2 separate regions of the Homo sapiens genome follow, and region 2 is linked to region 1. A link is a loop called in an ENCODE intact Hi-C map of the cell type or tissue named here. Cell type or tissue: PC-3. All regions are shown on one strand. Links, peaks and the distances in the headings refer to the core of each region. The heading gives the core; the rest is flanking DNA.

Region 1 (8,416 bases), core at 89-8,088:
GGTGCTACACCTTCCTGCCCTAACTGAGCTGACCCACCAAATTGTGAGAAATAATAGATGTAAGTTTTAGGGGTTTGTTTTGTAGCAAAAGCTAGCTGATATAAAGAAGGTGTGAGGGCTTAGACGAAATGTTTTGGAGAAGCAAAAGAAAGAGCAGCAGCACTCTAGTGCCCCCAACCCCACTGAGACATTTTCCTTAGGCTAGGAGGAGTGGGCAAAGGGAGAAGTCTATGGATCCTGCAGCCCAGGGCACCTGAACTCTTTTTCCTGGCAATGTGTCAGGGCAGAGCAGGAGTCAAAGAGAAGTGGCCACATGGTTCAGCTTGACAGAGATGATCAGGGGCACTGTGCCAAACCTTCCTGGGCCCCAGGCATAGCTTGGAAGCAGCAGAAGGGTCAAGTGACAGTGATGGAGACATCTCAGGGCAACTAGGTGAGCCAAAAACCCAATGATTCTAAGACCCCAGATCAAGAGTACATACAACCTTGGGAGTAGAGGAACCCTAGGAATTAATAAGGTCAATCAATGGTCTGTCATCCTAGCAGAAGGAAAACTCAATCAGAATTAAAGTTGTTTTCTATTAAGTGATTTCTATCACATCTAAGTTACTAGATCTGCTATCCATTTTTCACAATAGAGTGGTACAATAGAGTAGGCCCCGGTCCCTCCTATCAATCACCATTTCTCCTCCCTATTCAACTACACCCTCTCAACCAGATTATTTCCACTGATGTGAAAATTAAACAGTTTGATCTCTTTCTCTGTTTCTTCCTCTATCTCTCTCTCTTTAAAGTCCCATTTATTTGCATCCTCCTTTAGCATAGCTGCTGCTAACACATACAGTACCCTTGTGAGAATCAGAAAGTGCCCCCTCCAGACAGATGAATTGCAAGGGGGCTGACCCCATTCAAATAAGTACCCCTTCCTTCAGGCCACAGCCCCAGTCCAAGGTTAACAGCTTGAAGGCAGAACCTGGCCAGATTCTAGCCCGCTGTTGCATCTTTCTGCCAGGTACCCTCACTCTGCCCTTCTCCTACCCTTGTCCTGTTGCCACTGGTTTCTCTACCCACTCCTCACAGCCCAGCTTCTTAGTAGAGCTGTCTATACTAGTTCTCTCTGTGCTCTCATCTCCTACTCATTCTGTGGCAGGCCAGGTCTCCCTAACGGCTGAACAGGCAGGCCTCCCTAACAACTGTTTCAGCACTGAGTGGTTAAGCTAACTATTAAAAGCTAAGAGAGCCAGTGCCCTTATACAAAGGCTGGAAGGTAACAAAAGCACACCAAGAGTTTTGCCTAGGTCTTTCCTGGGCCTTGAAGCGTGACAAGAGAAGGAAGGAGTTCTTAACAGGACCCATTTAAGATTAAACAAGTTTCTCTGGGTGCAGTGGTTCATGCCTGTAATCCCAGCACTTTGGGAGGCCGAGGCAGGCAGATCACTTGAGGTCAGGAGTTCGAGACCAGCTTGGCCAACATGGTGAAAACTCGTCTCTACTAAAAATACAAAAATTAGCCGGGCGTGGCATGCACCTGTAATCCCAGCTACTTGGGAGGCTGAGGCAGGAGAATCACTTGAACCTGGAAGGCGGAGGTTGCAGTGAGCCGAGATTGAGCCACTGCACTCCAGCCTGGGCAATGAGTGAGACTGTGTCTCAAAAAAATAAAATAAAATTTAAAAAGATTAAGCACATGTTATTAGTGGTCTGAAGGAACTCCCCAAACCTCCATGATTTAGCAGGAGATAAGATAAGGGCAATCACCCCAGCACCTGGATCCATTTAGATTAAGTAAATTTACTGAGGCTCCAGAGGAAGGTCTTCAGGACTCAGACCTTAGTTATAGATTAGAAGAAGTTAATCACTTATGTCTTTAGATGAATGCACACTTACACGTAGACATGTAGCTTAGAAGGTATGTAAGCTCTGGAAAACTTTGTAATTTTGAGTTGGTCTGGTGATAATTTCCAGGCCTTCTCCCTGCACCTGGTTACAGAAATAAAAACTCTCTTCTTTCCCAGTTCACCTGCATCTTGTAATTGGGCTGAGAGAATAAGCAGTCCGACCCTCGGCTTGGTCCAGGAACAATTCCTCAGCACACTCCAATCTGAGTTCTGCCCCCATATTGCCACATCATCAGTTCTTTCTAAGCTTATCAATGGCTTCCATGGTTTTTTTTTTTTTTTTGAGTTTAGCTAGGATCACAGATTCACACCACCACTCCCAGCTAACTTTTTTATTTTTAATTTGTGTAGATACGGAGTCTTCCTATGTATTCCAGACTGGTCTCCAATTCCTGGGCTCAAGCAGTCCTCCTATGTTGGCCTCTCAAAGTGCTGGGATAACAAATGTGAGCCACCATGCCTGGTGCCATGTTACTGAATCCAGGACACTTTCATGGCTCACCTTACTTGACCTTTCAATAACATTTTTAACTGACACATTGTAAGTGTACATATGTATCAATAACATTTAACACTGTTGACAGTTCCCACCTTCAAATCATCTCTTCTGCCAACTTCTATGACATCACATGTGAACTGTTCTCCTAGTTCATAGCTACACCTTCAGAGCATAGCATTTGAGAGATTGACCTTTGGAGTCAGGCCACCCAAGTTGATATCCTTTATCCTTTGGAGTGAGGCCACCCAAGTTCATAGGCCAGCTCCACCACTTCAGCTCTATGGCCTTGGGCAAGTAAGTGAACCTCTCTGTGCCTCATTTATCAAACATTAGTTCTAATAGTACCTATCCTCCCCTATCCTGCAGGGTTGTTGTAAGAATTAAATTATATATATATATATATATATATATATATATATATATATATATATGCAGTCATGTGCCACCTGATGTTTTGTCAATGATGAGCTGCATATACAAGGGAGGTCCCATAAGATTCTAATACCTTATTTTTATTGTACCTTTTCTATGATTAGATGATATGTTTAGATGCGCAAATATGATCTCATGTTACAACTGTCTACAGTATTCAGTACAGTAACATGCTGTACATATAGCCTAGGTGTGTAATAGGCTATCCCATCTAGGTTTATGTAAGTACACTTTATGATGTTTGCACAATGATGAAATCGCCTAACAACGCATTCCTTGGAATGCATCCCCATCATTAAACAATGCACAACTGGGTGTGGTGTGTGTGTGTGTGTGTGTGTGTGTGTGTGTGTGTGTATAATCCCAGAACAGTGTATCCCATAGAGTAAGCTTTAAGTCTTATGAGTCGGTACATTGTTGCTGCTGTGGGAAGCTGATTCCCCAGGCCCTCTTCCTTTTCACTTTATGATCTCTTCAATGACTCCAAATTGACATTTCCAGCCCCAGCCTCTCCTTGGGGCTCCACACCTAGAAATCCAGTTGCCCACTTGACATTCCCTCTTGGTTGCCTCAATGGCATATCAATTTTAATATGTGAATGATAAAACTATCTATTCTATTATGCAGTCAGAAACTTAGGAGCCATTCTGGGTATCTCCCTCTTCCTCAGTCCCTCTTCTTCAATCCAATCTATCATCAAGTCAGGTGGGTTTTACCTCCTAAATGTCCTTTCAAATCATTCACTTATCTTCATTGCCATTGCTACTACCCTAGCTCAGAGGACCAACTGTCCCCTAGAGCACTGTAGAAACTGCCTAGCCAGTCTCTGTTTCTATTTTGCCCTCTTTTAATTTTTTTTTTTTTTTTTGAGACTGTGACTCACTCTGTCGCCAAGCATGGAGCGCAGTGGTGTGATCTCAGCTCACTGAAACCTCTGCCTCTCAGGCTCAAGTGATCCTCTCTCCTCAGCCTCCCGAGTAGCTGGGATTACAGGCGCACACCACCACGCCTGGCTACTTTTTTTGTAGAGACAAGATTTCACCATGTGGCCCAGGCTGGTCTTGAACTCCTGGGCTCAAGCGGTCTGCCTGTTTCGACCTTCCAAAGTGCTGAGATTAAAGGCATGAGCCACTGCACCCGGCCTAATTTTTAATCAGTGATAGATTTCGGTCAATGCCATTTCTCTGCTCAGAATCTGTCTTGGCTTCCAATTGGTCTTTGGATAATGATGCAAATCATTAAGGTTTGAAAATTATGTTGTTAGAGGTCTTGAATGCCAGACCTTATCATGGTGTCAAGCACATAGTAGGTGCTCAACAAGCATTTGTTGTCTGATTGACTGCTGGGAAGAAGCACTTTACATTTGAGCTTTGATAGCAAACTACTGATGATTTGTATTGAGGGAGTAAGTAACGTTAGCAGAAATGACTTTCCAAAAATAGTCTTGCTGGGATCCCATAGATTGGGATTGAGAGAGGAAGACCTATTGGGACAGAATGAAAGAGCAGAGAATTTGAAATAGATGGCAGTTGGAAAGAAAAAGATGAATAGAGATTGGGAAGGCAGAATCTGCCTGCTTGGCTGAGAAAAAAATAAGACTAGCATTTTAGACTGAGAAAAAGAAAAAAAGATTTCTTTTGATTCGTTTTTTCTGCTATCCTCTCTCTCTCTCTCTCTCTCTCCTTCTCTCTCTCTCTCTCTGACAGGATCTTGCTCTGTCACCCAGGCTGGAGTGCAGGGGTATGATCATGGCTCACTAAAGCCTCAACCTCCCAGGCTCAAAGGATCTTCTCACCTCAGCCTCCTGAGTAGCTGGGACCACAGCTGTGTGTCACCGGGCCTGGATAATTTTTTAATATTTTGTGGAGATGGGGTCTCACTATGTTGCCCAGGCTGGTCTCAAACTCCTAAGCTTAAGCGATTCTCCTGCCCTGGCCTCTCAAAGCGTGGGGATTACAGGTGTGAGCCACTGCTCCTGGCCAACATGCCTTCTAAGGATTTTCACAGTCTGGCTCTAATCTACCTCTACAATCTCCTTTTCTGTTTTTCATGAGGTTTCCAACATTATAAATAGGGGTGCTAAAATCACATCTTTACTACTTTCAAAACAATGGACCTAGAGACCAGACTTTTTCTTATGTATTCAAATATTTATTCAAAAATATGTATCAAGTGCAATCATGTATCTGGGGTTGTGCTGGGCAGAGGAGGTACACAATGAGCAAAACAGTCCCTGACCCTGTTGTCCCTTCCAGCCTAAGAGAGGAGACCAACTTTAACCAAATCAGTCTCCTAATGTGTGAATAACCCCAAACTGAACCAAGTGCTTGAAGGAGAGGAACGCAGTTCTGTGAGAGTGTATAACATAAAGGTCTGCCCCAGGGCTGGGCGCAGTGGCTCACGCCTGTAATCCCAGCACTTTGGGAGGCCAAGGTGGGTAGATCACTTGAGGTCAGGAGTTCGAGACAAGCCTGGCCAACATGGTGAAACCCTGTCTCTACTAAAAAATACAAATTTTCCAGGTGTGGTGGCGGGCGCCTGTAGTCCCAGATACTCGGGAGGCTGAGGCAGGAGAATTGCTTCAACCTGGGAGGCGGAGGTTGCAGTGAGCCGAGATTGTGCCACCGCACTCCAGACTGGGCAACAGAGCGAGACTCAAAAAAACATCTGCCCACACACACTCTCTCTCTGTCTCTCTCTCTCTGTCTCTCTCTCTCTCACTCTCTCTCTCTCTCTGTCTTCTCTGTGTGTGTGTGTGTGTGTAGTAAAGACTTCCCACAGGGGATGCTTGAGCAGAGATCTGAAGGTGGAGAAGGACCTGACTGAATGAGGTGGAAATGGAACATGATGGGTTCAAGAAACTTAGACCATGTAGCTATTCTTGCATATTTATTTTTTCATATGAACTTTAGTATCAACTTGTTTAGGTCCAGAATAAAAGCTTATTGGTATTCTTACTGAAAGTTGGTAAGTTTATAACATAACATAGGAAGGAGAATTGACATCTTCATGATATTGACTTGACCTATCTGTGAGAGCCACCATTTATGTAAGAGAACATAAACAGAGGTTCCAAGGATCAGGACATGGATATCTTTAGGGGCCATCATTCTTCTCCGCACAAGTACTATTTACAATAATACCAAAGAAGGCCAGGTGCAGCGGCTCACGCCTGTAATCCCAGCACTTTGGGAGGCCAAGGCAGCCGGATCACTTGCGGTCAGGAATTCAAGACCAGCCTGGGCAACATGGTGAAACTCTGTCTCTACTAAAAATACAAAAATTAGCCAGGCATAGTGGCAGGCGCCTGTAATCCCAGCTACTCAGGAGGCTGAGGCACGAGAATTGCTTAAACCCAGGAGGCAGAGGTTTCAGTGAGCTGAGGTCGTGCCACCGCACTCCAGCCTGGGCAACAGAGCAAGATTCAATCTAAAAATAAAATAAAATAAAATAAAACCAGAAAAATGAAATATTTAGGTGTACATTTCACAAATATGTCCTAGATCTATGTGCTGAAAACTACAAAACAATGATGAAGGAAATAAAAGAGAGCTAAATATATGGAGATTTAGAAATGTATGGAGAACTGTGTTCATGGATTGGAAGACTCAATATTGTGAAGATGTCAATACTCTAAAAATTTATCTATAGATTCAACACAATTCCAGTCCAAATCCCAGCAGGATTCTTTATAGATATCAGCATGGTGACTCTAAAATTTACATGGAGAGGCAAAGAAATTAGAATATTCAAAACATTTTTTAAAAATAAGAACAAAATTGGAAGATTCATGCTACTTAATTTTGAGACTTACTATAAAGCCACAGTACTCAAGACAGTGTGGTATTGATGCAAGGATGGATACGTAGGTCAATGTAATAGAATAGAGAGTGCAGAAATTTACCCATACTTTTTACAAAAATTCACTTAAAATTAATCATAGACCTGGCTGGGCCTGGTGGCTCATACCTGTAATCCCAGCACTTTGGGAGGCCAAGGCGAGTGGATTGCTTGAATCCAGGTGTTTGAGACCAGTCTGGGCAACATGGTGAAACTCTGTCTCTACAAAAAATAAAATTAAAAACAAAATTAGCCAGGCATGGTGGCACATGCCTGGGAGCTACTTGGGAGGCTGAGGTGGGAGGATGGCTTGAACCTGGGAGGCAGAGGTTGCAGTCAGCAGCGATCACACCACTGCACTCCAGCCTGGGTGACAGAGCGACACCCTGTTTAAAAAAAAAAAAATCAATCATAGACCTAAATATAAGATGTATAACTTTTAGAAGAAAACACAGAAGAAAGTCTTTGTTTTCTGGTGTTAGGCCAATAATTCTTAGATATGACACCAAAAGCACTATCCATAACAGAAAAATTTGATAAGTTGGACTTCATGAAAATTATGAGCTGTTGCTCTGCAAAAGATGCTAAGAGGATGAAAAAACAATATACTGGGAGAAACTATTTATAAATAACATATCTAACAAAGGACTTGTATCCAGAATATACAAAGAGCTCTCCAAACAATGAGGAAACAAACAATCCAATATAAAAATGGGCAATAAACCGTGGAAGCAAAGGACCAGTAGGTGAAGATAAAGGCATCAGAGCATTTAAGGAATCTGCAAAGCAGACACTGGCTCCAGCAGCAAGTGTAAGTGGCAGCAGGAGATGGCCAAGAGCACCCAGGGAAAAGGCGCAAGCCCTAGAAGACCTGGCTGGCTTCAAAGACCCAGCACCAGGTCATACTGAAGAATCAATGACTCATGACAAAACCACCAAAATACCCTGCAAATCACCACCAGAACTAGTAGACACTGCAACAAGCTCAAAGAAATGGCCCAGGGCTTGTGGCCAGAAAGTAGAAGTGAAAGAAGAGCTATTAGCAGTCGGCAAGCTCACACAAACATCAGGGGAGACCACGCACACCAATAAAGAACCAGAAGGTGAGGGCAAAGGCATGAAAGCATTTAAGCAACCTGCAAAGCAGAAGCTGGACCCAGAAAATGTAACTGGCAGCAGGAGATTGCCAAGAGTGCCCAAGGAAAAGGCCCAACCCCTAGAAGATCTGGCCAGCTTCCAAGAGCTCTCTCAAACACCAGGCCACACTGAGGAACTGGCAAATGGTGCTGATAGCTTTACAAGTGCTCCAAAGCAAGCACCTGACAGTGGAAAACCTCTAAAAATATCCAGAAGAGTTCTTCAGGCCCCTAAAGTAGAACCCGTGGGAGACCTGGTAGGCACCAGAGACTGTAAAATCACAAAGCAAAAGCAACACCTCCCTGCCCCCACTGCCCTTCAAGAGGGGATGTGGAAAAGATGGAAGTGTCACAGGAACCAAGAGGCCGCACTGCATGCCTGCACCAGAGGAAATCATAGAGGAGCTGCCAGCCAGCAAGAAGCAGAGAGGGTTGCTCCCAGGGTGAGAGGCAAATCACCCGAACCCTTGGTCATCATGAAGAGAAGTCTGAGGACTTCTGCAAAAAGAATTGAACCTGCAGAAGATCTGAACAGCAATAACATGAAAACCAACAAAGAGGAATACGAATTACAAGACTCAGTCCCTGAAAATAAGGGAATGTCCCTGCTC
Region 2 (8,416 bases), core at 152-8,151, 200 kb before region 1:
AGCCACAGGCTATAACAAGTACCTGCGATTTCCTGGGCCTACAGTGTATTCTTTCACCTCCATACTTTTGTGAATGCTCGCTATGTGCTGAATTGTGTTTCTCCAGAATTAGTGTGCTTAAGCCCAACCCCTAGTACCTCAGAATGTGACTATATTTGAAGATAGAGTCTTTGAAGAGGTGACTAAGTTAAAAAGAGGCAATTATAGGGGACACACACACACACACACCCCCCCCCCCCACACACACACACACAGGGATGGCCATGTGAGGACACAGTAAGAAGGTGATCATCTGGCCGGGCGTGGTGGCTCATGCCTGTAATCCCAGCACTTTGAGAGGCTGAAGAGGGTGAATCACTTGAAGTCAGGAGTTCAAGACCAGCCTGGCCAACATGGTGAAACCCCGTCTCTACTAAAAATACAAAAATTAGCCAGGCGTGGTGGTGTGTGCCTGTAATCCCAGCTACTCAGGAGACTAAGGCAGGAGAATCACTTGAACCCGGAGGGCGGAGGTTGCAGTGAGCTGAAATCACGCCACTGCACTCTAGCCTGGGCAATAGAACGAGACTCAGTCTCAAAAAAAAAAAAGGTGATCATCTGCAAGCCAAGGAGAGAGGCCTCAGAAGAAACCAAACCCACCAACACCTTGGTCTTGGACTTCCAACCTGCAGAACTGAGAGAAAATACTGTTATTTAAGCCACCCAGTCTTTGGTATTTGGTTATGGCAGCCTGAGCTGCCATGTTTTCTTTCTACTGGGAAGTCCCTTCAAACTTTAGTACATCCACACTTGCTACTTCCTCACCTCGCTAATTATGACTTGTCCTTCACACTGAACTCACCACCTTGGGGAAGCCTTCTATTATTCTCTTTAGGCTGGTTAAGTGTCCCTGGTCTGTGATTCCTTCCCTGTATTAGAGCACTTATCTAGATGCTTCAGTTTTTTTTATTGTGGTAAGAACACTTAACATGAAATCTGTCCTCTTAACAAAATTTTAAGTGAACAATAAAGTATTGTTAACTATAGGCCCAATGTTGTACAGCAGATCTCTAGAACTTCTTCATCTCACGTAACTGAAACCTTCTCTCTGTTGAATAGCAATTCCCTATTTCTCCCTACCCCCATCTCATGGCAACAGTCATTCTACTGTCTGCTCCTGTGTTTGACTACTTTATATACCTCATACAAATGATGTCTTGCAGTATTTGTCTTGATATGATTGGCTTATTTCACTTAGCACAATGTCCTCAAGTTTCACCCCATGTTGTTGCATATGGCAGGATTTCCTTCTTTTTTAAGGCTGAATAGTATTTCGTTGTGTATATATACCATGTTTTCTTTATCCACTCATCTTTCAATGGATATTTAGGCTGTTTCCATATCTTGGTTATTGTGAATAATGCTGCAGTGAACATGGGAGTGCAGACATCTCTTTGAGATCTTGATTTCAATTCTTTTGAATAAATACCCAGGAGTAGGAATGCTGGATCATATGGTATTTCTATTTTTAATTTTTTGAAGACCCTCCATACTGTTTTCCACAGTGGCTTCACCATTTTATATTCCCCACCAACGGTGTACAAGTTTCCCTTTTCTCCATATTCTCACCACTACTTACCTTTATTTTTTTGGTACTAGCCACCCTAACCAGTGTGAGGTAATATCTCACTATGGTTTTGATTTACATTTCCTTGATGATTAATGATGTTGAGCATCTTTTCATATATGTGTTGGCCATTCGTATGTCTTCTTTGGAAAAAATGTCTATTCAGGTCCTTTGCCCATTTTTCAATAGGGTTATTTGGGCTTTTTTTGCTACTGAGTTGTATAAGTTAATTGTACATTTTGGATATTAACCCCTTATCAGATATATGGTTTTCAAATATTTTCTCCCATTCTATCGGTTGCCTTTTCATTTTGTTTATTGGTTTCTTTGCTGTGTAGATGCTTTCTAGTCTGATATAGTCCCACTTATTTATTTTTGCTTTTGTTGCCTATGCTCTTGGTGTCATATCCAAAAAATTATTGCCAAGACCAATGTCAAGTGGCATCAGTAACTTTAATGGAACAGGTAACAGCCCTGTAGGTAGACTCATTCTTACTTTGGAATGGAATATGTTACTCATGCCCTGAGTTGCATTATCTTTAATAAGTTTTAATAATATCTTTAATAAGAATTGTTTGAGGAAGTTATATTGCTGTATCAGTTACAAGTAAGATTGGCTGCATAGAACAATGCTTTTCTCCCAACAAATAACAAAATAGCATTTTTCTCTCCCATTTCTCTCAGGTAAAGGAAATCTGGAGGTAGGCTGTCCACAAATGGTATGGTATCTTCGGGTTGTCATTGAGCACTCAGTCTCATGTTTTCATCCTACCATACACAGCACACAGCTTTCATTTTCAAGGTCACATCATGATCCAGATTCGCTGGTGGTGCTTCAGCCATCAAGTCTGTTTTGCAGGCTGGAAAGAAGAAAAAAAGGGGAAGGACAAAAGGTCATGCACTGTTAAAGATCCTAGCTGGGAGACCTGCCCAGAGCTTCCACTCACATTTCACTGAATGGATCTTAGTCCATGGCCATACTTTGCTGTAAGGGAGTCTGGGAAATTTAGTGTTTTGTTTTTGTTTTTTAGCTGGACACATTGACTAGGTGTTTTTTTTTTTTTTTTTTTTTTTTTTTTTTTTTTTGAGACGGAGTCTTGCTCTGTCACCCAGGCTGGAGTGAATGGCATAATTTCGGCTCACTGCAACCTCTGCCTCCCAGGTTCAAGTGATTCTCCTGCCTCAGCATCCTGAGTAGCTGGGATTACAGGTGCCTGCCACCACACCCGGCTAATTTTTGTATTTTTAGTAGAGATGGGGTTTCGCCATGTTGGCCAGGCTAGTCTTGAACTCCTGACCTCAGGTGATCCGCCTGCCTTGGCCTCGCAAAGTGCTGGGATTACAGGCGTGACCTACTGCGCCTGGCCTAGGATTTAGTTACTAAAGAAGAAAGGGATAGAAGAAAAGGATATTGGAGGGTGACTAGTTGTCTCTGCCTCAGCCACAGATAAGTGGCTCATATTAAAACTACTACTGCCAAGATGAATTTGTAGGGACTGAAGTATAAATGCTGTACAAAGCTGATTGGCATAAAGCTCGTAATATTTTGTTCAGCAGAAGGGAAGAGAATATTCTTTTTTTTTATTGAGGTTAAATTACATGTAACCCCAAACCAACCACTTTAATGTATACAATTTGGTGGTGTTTAGTACATTCACAATGTTGTACAACAGTCACCTCTATCTAGATCTAAAACATTTTCATTATTCCAAAAGGAAACCTTAAACCTGTTAAATGCTTGCCCTCAATTACCCCTTCCCTCTCACCCCTAGTAACCACCAATCTGTGTTCTGTCTCTATGGATTTGCCTATTCTGGATATTTGATATAAATGGAATCATGTGTCTGGCTTCTTTCACTTGGCATAGTGTTTTTGAGGTTCATCCACATTATAGCGTTCCTTTCTATTGGTGAATATGGGAGGAGAATCCTCTTAGCAGACACAGTACCATCCTCCATGGCACATTCTAAACAAAGGCTCCAGCAAAAATCGGTTGCCTTATAATTGGGTGTAATGCTCCTGATTAGTCTCGTGGAGGTAGAGCTTAGCACTTGCCTACCCACTCCCTTCTTCATAGCTACTGGATCCTTAATTTTCTTTGAAGCATCAGTGTGCCCTGCCAGGCAATGTCTTGCAACTGCACCAAGCCAATTGTGACAAACTGTTCCCCATTTTTCCAGCCTCTCTTGCAGCCAGAGGTGGCCACTTAATCAAGTTCTGGGCAATGAGATCCAAACAGGAGTTGGCTGAGCCTCAGGGAGATAGGGTTGAGGAAGCTTTCACCTTCTTGATAAAAGGAGAGAGGCTGCAGGGCCCTTCCCACTTTTCCCTGCTCTAAACCTATACCTGATGTTTCCAGTTGCAGTATCTCTTTCTCAATCCTAACAGCTTGGCATGTTAGGATTGCATCCTTGAGTCGTGTTACATCCTTGAGTCACTGAGCTGGTGGTTTCCTACTGAGAGAATGCCTGTTATATGAGCAAGATAAAGTCTTACTCACTTCAGTCTTTGGGAGCAGGTTTTCTGCCACTTACAGCAAAAGCATTTCTAATAAACCTTAAGAGTTCCTTTTAAGTGATCAATTTTCCCATACATGGCAGAGGCAAAAGTTTGCAGCTGCCATGGGAAGAGGATGATCAGAAGGGACTCCTAAGGTTACTGTAGCTAACCCTGAATAGGGTCTGAGGTAGCATTTTTCTAACATGGCTACTGAATCCTAAACATACAGTCCATGTGGGTCTGTACAGACATGAAGGCAAGGGTGCCTGGGTCTTCTCCGTGTCTTTCTGCCTCTCTTGCTTTAAGATAAGGATTATCTATTTATGTTTATGGTATTCAACACATCTGCGAAGGTTCCCCAGGGGCTGTTCGACCTTGCCTGTCATCGACTCACAGAGTGGTGCACTGCAGTGGGAGCTTGGATGGAAGCCCAAATCTGGAAGATGCTAAAAGGAGCTAAAAACTGCAATTCCTACATTTTGCTATCTGTAGTGAGACAGGAACAGGCAGATAGAAGGGACAATCCTGAACTGTTAATAAAACCTTTAGGGAGTATCTTGAGTTCATAATAGGCTCTTCTTGATTTTAAAACATCTTGCTAATAAGGGCATTCTCTCCTGCATTTGCTGAAATATTTTCAGATGAATTTAAGATAATTAAAAAGGAATCTGGAGGTTTCCCAAGGTTTTGCTTAAATGACTCACATTTAGAGGAATCTCAATGTGCATAATGAGAAACATAAAACAAAACTATGAGTGCCTAGAAATGACTTTGCTTTTGTTCTAGAGAATCTGAACTAAGATTATATTTTGAAATTGACTTGGGAGGGATATTTGGTTTTTGGAAATAGAATAAAAAATGAACAGCTCTGGTTTGGAGGTAATAAAGCAGCTGACAAAAATAACCCCTTTATATTTAAAAGTAGCTTTTATTTAATTTGAAACATGCTACAGGGTTACTATAGCATTAAATATATTTAAATCTTTAAATATATTTAATTAAAGATATTTAATGAAATATCATTAAACATTAAAGATATTTAATTAAATATCATTAAACATTCAAGATATTTAATTAAATATCATTAAACATTCAAGATATTTAAATCTTTCCAGTTTCCCCGGACTGAATTGAATTTTAACTATACATATTTACCAACATAGATCAACTAAGTGAATGTTGCCAGCTGATATTCCATAGAAACAGAGCAACAAAAGTAAGAAAGAGGCAGAAAATACATTAGAAAAAAAGCAAATAATGACTAAGAGATATGAATTCTAAATAAAGTAGATGACCAAGAATCCACATGGGGTACCTTGACAAAATATAGAATGCACAAAATGACTTCCAATTAAATTGCATTATAAGTATATAGCTAAATTTTTAAAAACATATCCTCTGCTTTATTTATACTTTATAATAAATGTATTTATTTATTTTGTTGAAATAATTTATTCTTTCAACAAATATTTTTGAACATCTGCTATGTACCAGGCATTATGCTCAATGCATTTTTTAAGCTAGAGCTAAACAAATAAAACAACAGCAAAAAATACAACAGAAGACACTCCATCCCTGCCTCCAAAGAGCTTAATATAAAGTGGGTATATCAATAAATAATCTGATAATATGATACAATGTGGGAAATGTCATGTTAAAAGTAAACAGGAGGCCATGTTTACTTTATAGGTGTGGCGGTGGCTCACGCCTGTAATCCCAGCACTTTGGGTGGCCAAGATGGGTGGATCACTTGAGCCCAGGAGCTCGAGACCAGCCTGACCAACATGGCAAGACCCCGTCTCCACTAAAAATACAAAAAGAAAAAAAAATTGGCCAGGCGTGGTGACGCACGCCTGTAGTCCCAGTCACTAGGGAGGTTGAGGCAGGAGAATACCTTGAACCCAGGAGGGGAGGTTGCAGTGAGCCGAGATCGTGCCACTGTACTCCAGCCTGGGTGACAGAAGACTCTGTCTAAAAAAAAAAGAGTAAACATGAGCTATTAGGAGAAAATATAGGAAACATCCCAGATCCAGATGAAGGAGGCTTCTTGGAGTAGGTAGCATCTGAATTGGGCTTTGAACAACTAGCAGCAGCTGCCAGGTCAAAATGATTGGTAAGGCAAGAGGTGGAGCATAGGCACAGCCCAAAGGTGTAAGGTATCTTGATGCATTTAGGGAAGAGTGAGACGGAGGGGAGGTGGCAGGGGGTGAATCACAAATGTATTATTAGTCAGGATAGGCTACTTTACACTGTGGTGACAACCGTGAAGTAAAATAAAAATTATCTCCCAGACTACATGTCACACAGGCTTTTCCACCCTATAATTTACCATCTCAGCGTGAGGCTTTAGGACTCACTGCAGCAGGTGGAGAGAACACATGCATCTGCTCTTAAATACTTTTGCCCAGAAATGACATTCACCACTTCTACTCTCATTTCGTTGGCCAAAGCAAGTCATAAAGTCACCTCAAACGTCAAAGAGGTGAAAAATGCAATCAATGCAATCCATCTGTTTTGCAAGAAGGGAATCAGAAATATTAGGAACCACCAGCAAAGTCTACCATAGGCCCTGTGTACCGCGCTTTGAAATTGTGATTTTATCTTCAAGTGCAGGAACAAATGCAAGCAGAGGCCAAACAAACACAAGGAATTCAGGGTCAGCTTCACAACTGGTTGCCCTCTGACTCTATACTTCAAGTCTCCAAAGGCTGAGTATCAGTCAGCGTCCACAGGAAAACAGGCCACTACATGTTCCCACAGAGGAGGTTAAGATAAGGAATTGGTTACATAGGTAATGCAGAAATGAGATAGCAAAAAGGCAACTGTGAGAGAACCCAGAGATAATAACTACAAGAAGCAGCTACTATCCCTAAACTTGGAAAAACAACAGGGAAGAGGTAGGATTACCAGAACCTGGCGGTACAGAGCAAAGGCCATGCAGAATAGATATGAGGTCCTCTTAGGATGCCTGGTTGCTGCTGCTGAGGTGCTGCCAATGGGAGGCACTTGTGGGAGAGTGGAAGGCAGCCAGAGGGGAGAAGCTTCCTTCCTGGTTCTTTTTTTTTTTTTTTCCTTGAGACTGAGTCTCCCTCTGTCACCAAGGCTGGAGTACAGTGGCGCAACCTTGGCTCACTGCAACCTCTGCCTCCTGAGTTCAAGTGATTCTCCTCCCTCAGCCTCCTGAGTAGCTGAGAATACAGATGCCGCCAACACACCCGGCTAATTTTCCTATTTTTAGTAGAGATGAGGTTTCACCATGTAGGCCAGGCTGGTCTCAAACTCCTGACCTCAAGTGATCCGTTCGCCTCGGCCTCCCAAAGTGTTGGGATTACAGGCGTGAGCCACCACGCCCCGCCAATGCTAGTGTTTATGCCCATATATTTCATAGTATCCTGTGGGTGTGCCTGAATTTAAGGTTTCAGTTTTCCTCATCTGCCACATTTCAGGGTAACTGAACCCAGGACATAGCTCTTGGGGACTTCTTGAGGCCTTAACCACCGTCTTAAACTAATATAAAGTTGTAGCATGTCCAAGGGTAAGCAGAGGATTTGTTAACACATGACAGAGAGAAATTATTTAAGTTAACTTACAGCAATATTTATTTTTCTTGTACAATTATTTGAATTTAACACATGTACAGATTCATACGACCATCACTACAATCAGAATATAGAATGGTTCCATCATCCCCAAACCTCCCTTGTGTTATCCCTTTATAGTTATACGCTTCCCCTCCCACTTAGCCCCAGACACTACTGATCCATTCTCTGTAACTATACTTTTATCATTTCAAGAATGTCATAAAATGGAATAATATAGTGTGCAACCTTTTGAGACTCACTTCCACTCAGCATAATGCCTTTGATATTCATCCAAATTATTAGTATATCAATTGTTCATTCATTTTTATTGCTGAATGGTATTCCATTGTATGAACATACAACAGTTTTTTATTCATTCACCCACTGAAGGACATTTGGGTTGTTTTCAGTTTTTGGCTATTATAAATAAAGCTGCTAATAACATCCATGTAAAAAGCTGGGCGCAGTGACTCACACCTGTAATCCCAGCACTTTGGGAAGCCGAGGCGGGTGGATCACTTGAGGTCGGGAGTTCAAGATCAGCCTGGCCAACATGGTGAAACCCTGTCTCTACTAAAAATACAAAAATTAGCTGGGCATGGTAGCACATGCCTATAATTCCAGGTACTTGGGAGGCTGAGGCATAAGAATTGCTTGAACCTGGGAGGCGGAAGGTGCAGTGAGCCAAGATTGTGCCACTGCACTCCAGCCTGGGTGACAGAGCGAGACT

What was found. A loop is a pair of places that touch in the nucleus more often than their neighbours do. Peaks named below come from ENCODE experiments on the same cell type or tissue, not always from the same donor. Only the 100,000 strongest peaks of a DNase experiment are listed, where the experiment ranks them.
Region 2: a loop joins it to region 1, with 9 times the contacts of the local background. A loop is called at or near these places in 1 of 110 quality-filtered maps.

Annotation. Positions count from the first base shown.
Region 1 is chrX:46,561,734-46,570,149 of GRCh38, reverse strand. It overlaps the pseudogene MKI67P1. Among named protein-coding and RNA genes, the nearest start is that of CHST7, 7.8 kb to the left of the region's middle. RefSeq lists an enhancer at 7,514-8,043. In PC-3, for the core only: no CTCF peak of the experiment used is centred there; a DNase peak (open chromatin) is centred at 3,109; H3K27ac peaks cover 1,865 bases.
Region 2 is chrX:46,766,585-46,775,000 of GRCh38, reverse strand. No RefSeq gene overlaps it. Among named protein-coding and RNA genes, the nearest start is that of SLC9A7, 12 kb to the right of the region's middle. In PC-3, for the core only: no CTCF peak of the experiment used is centred there; a DNase peak (open chromatin) is centred at 4,050; H3K4me3 peaks cover 867 bases; H3K27ac peaks cover 3,817 bases.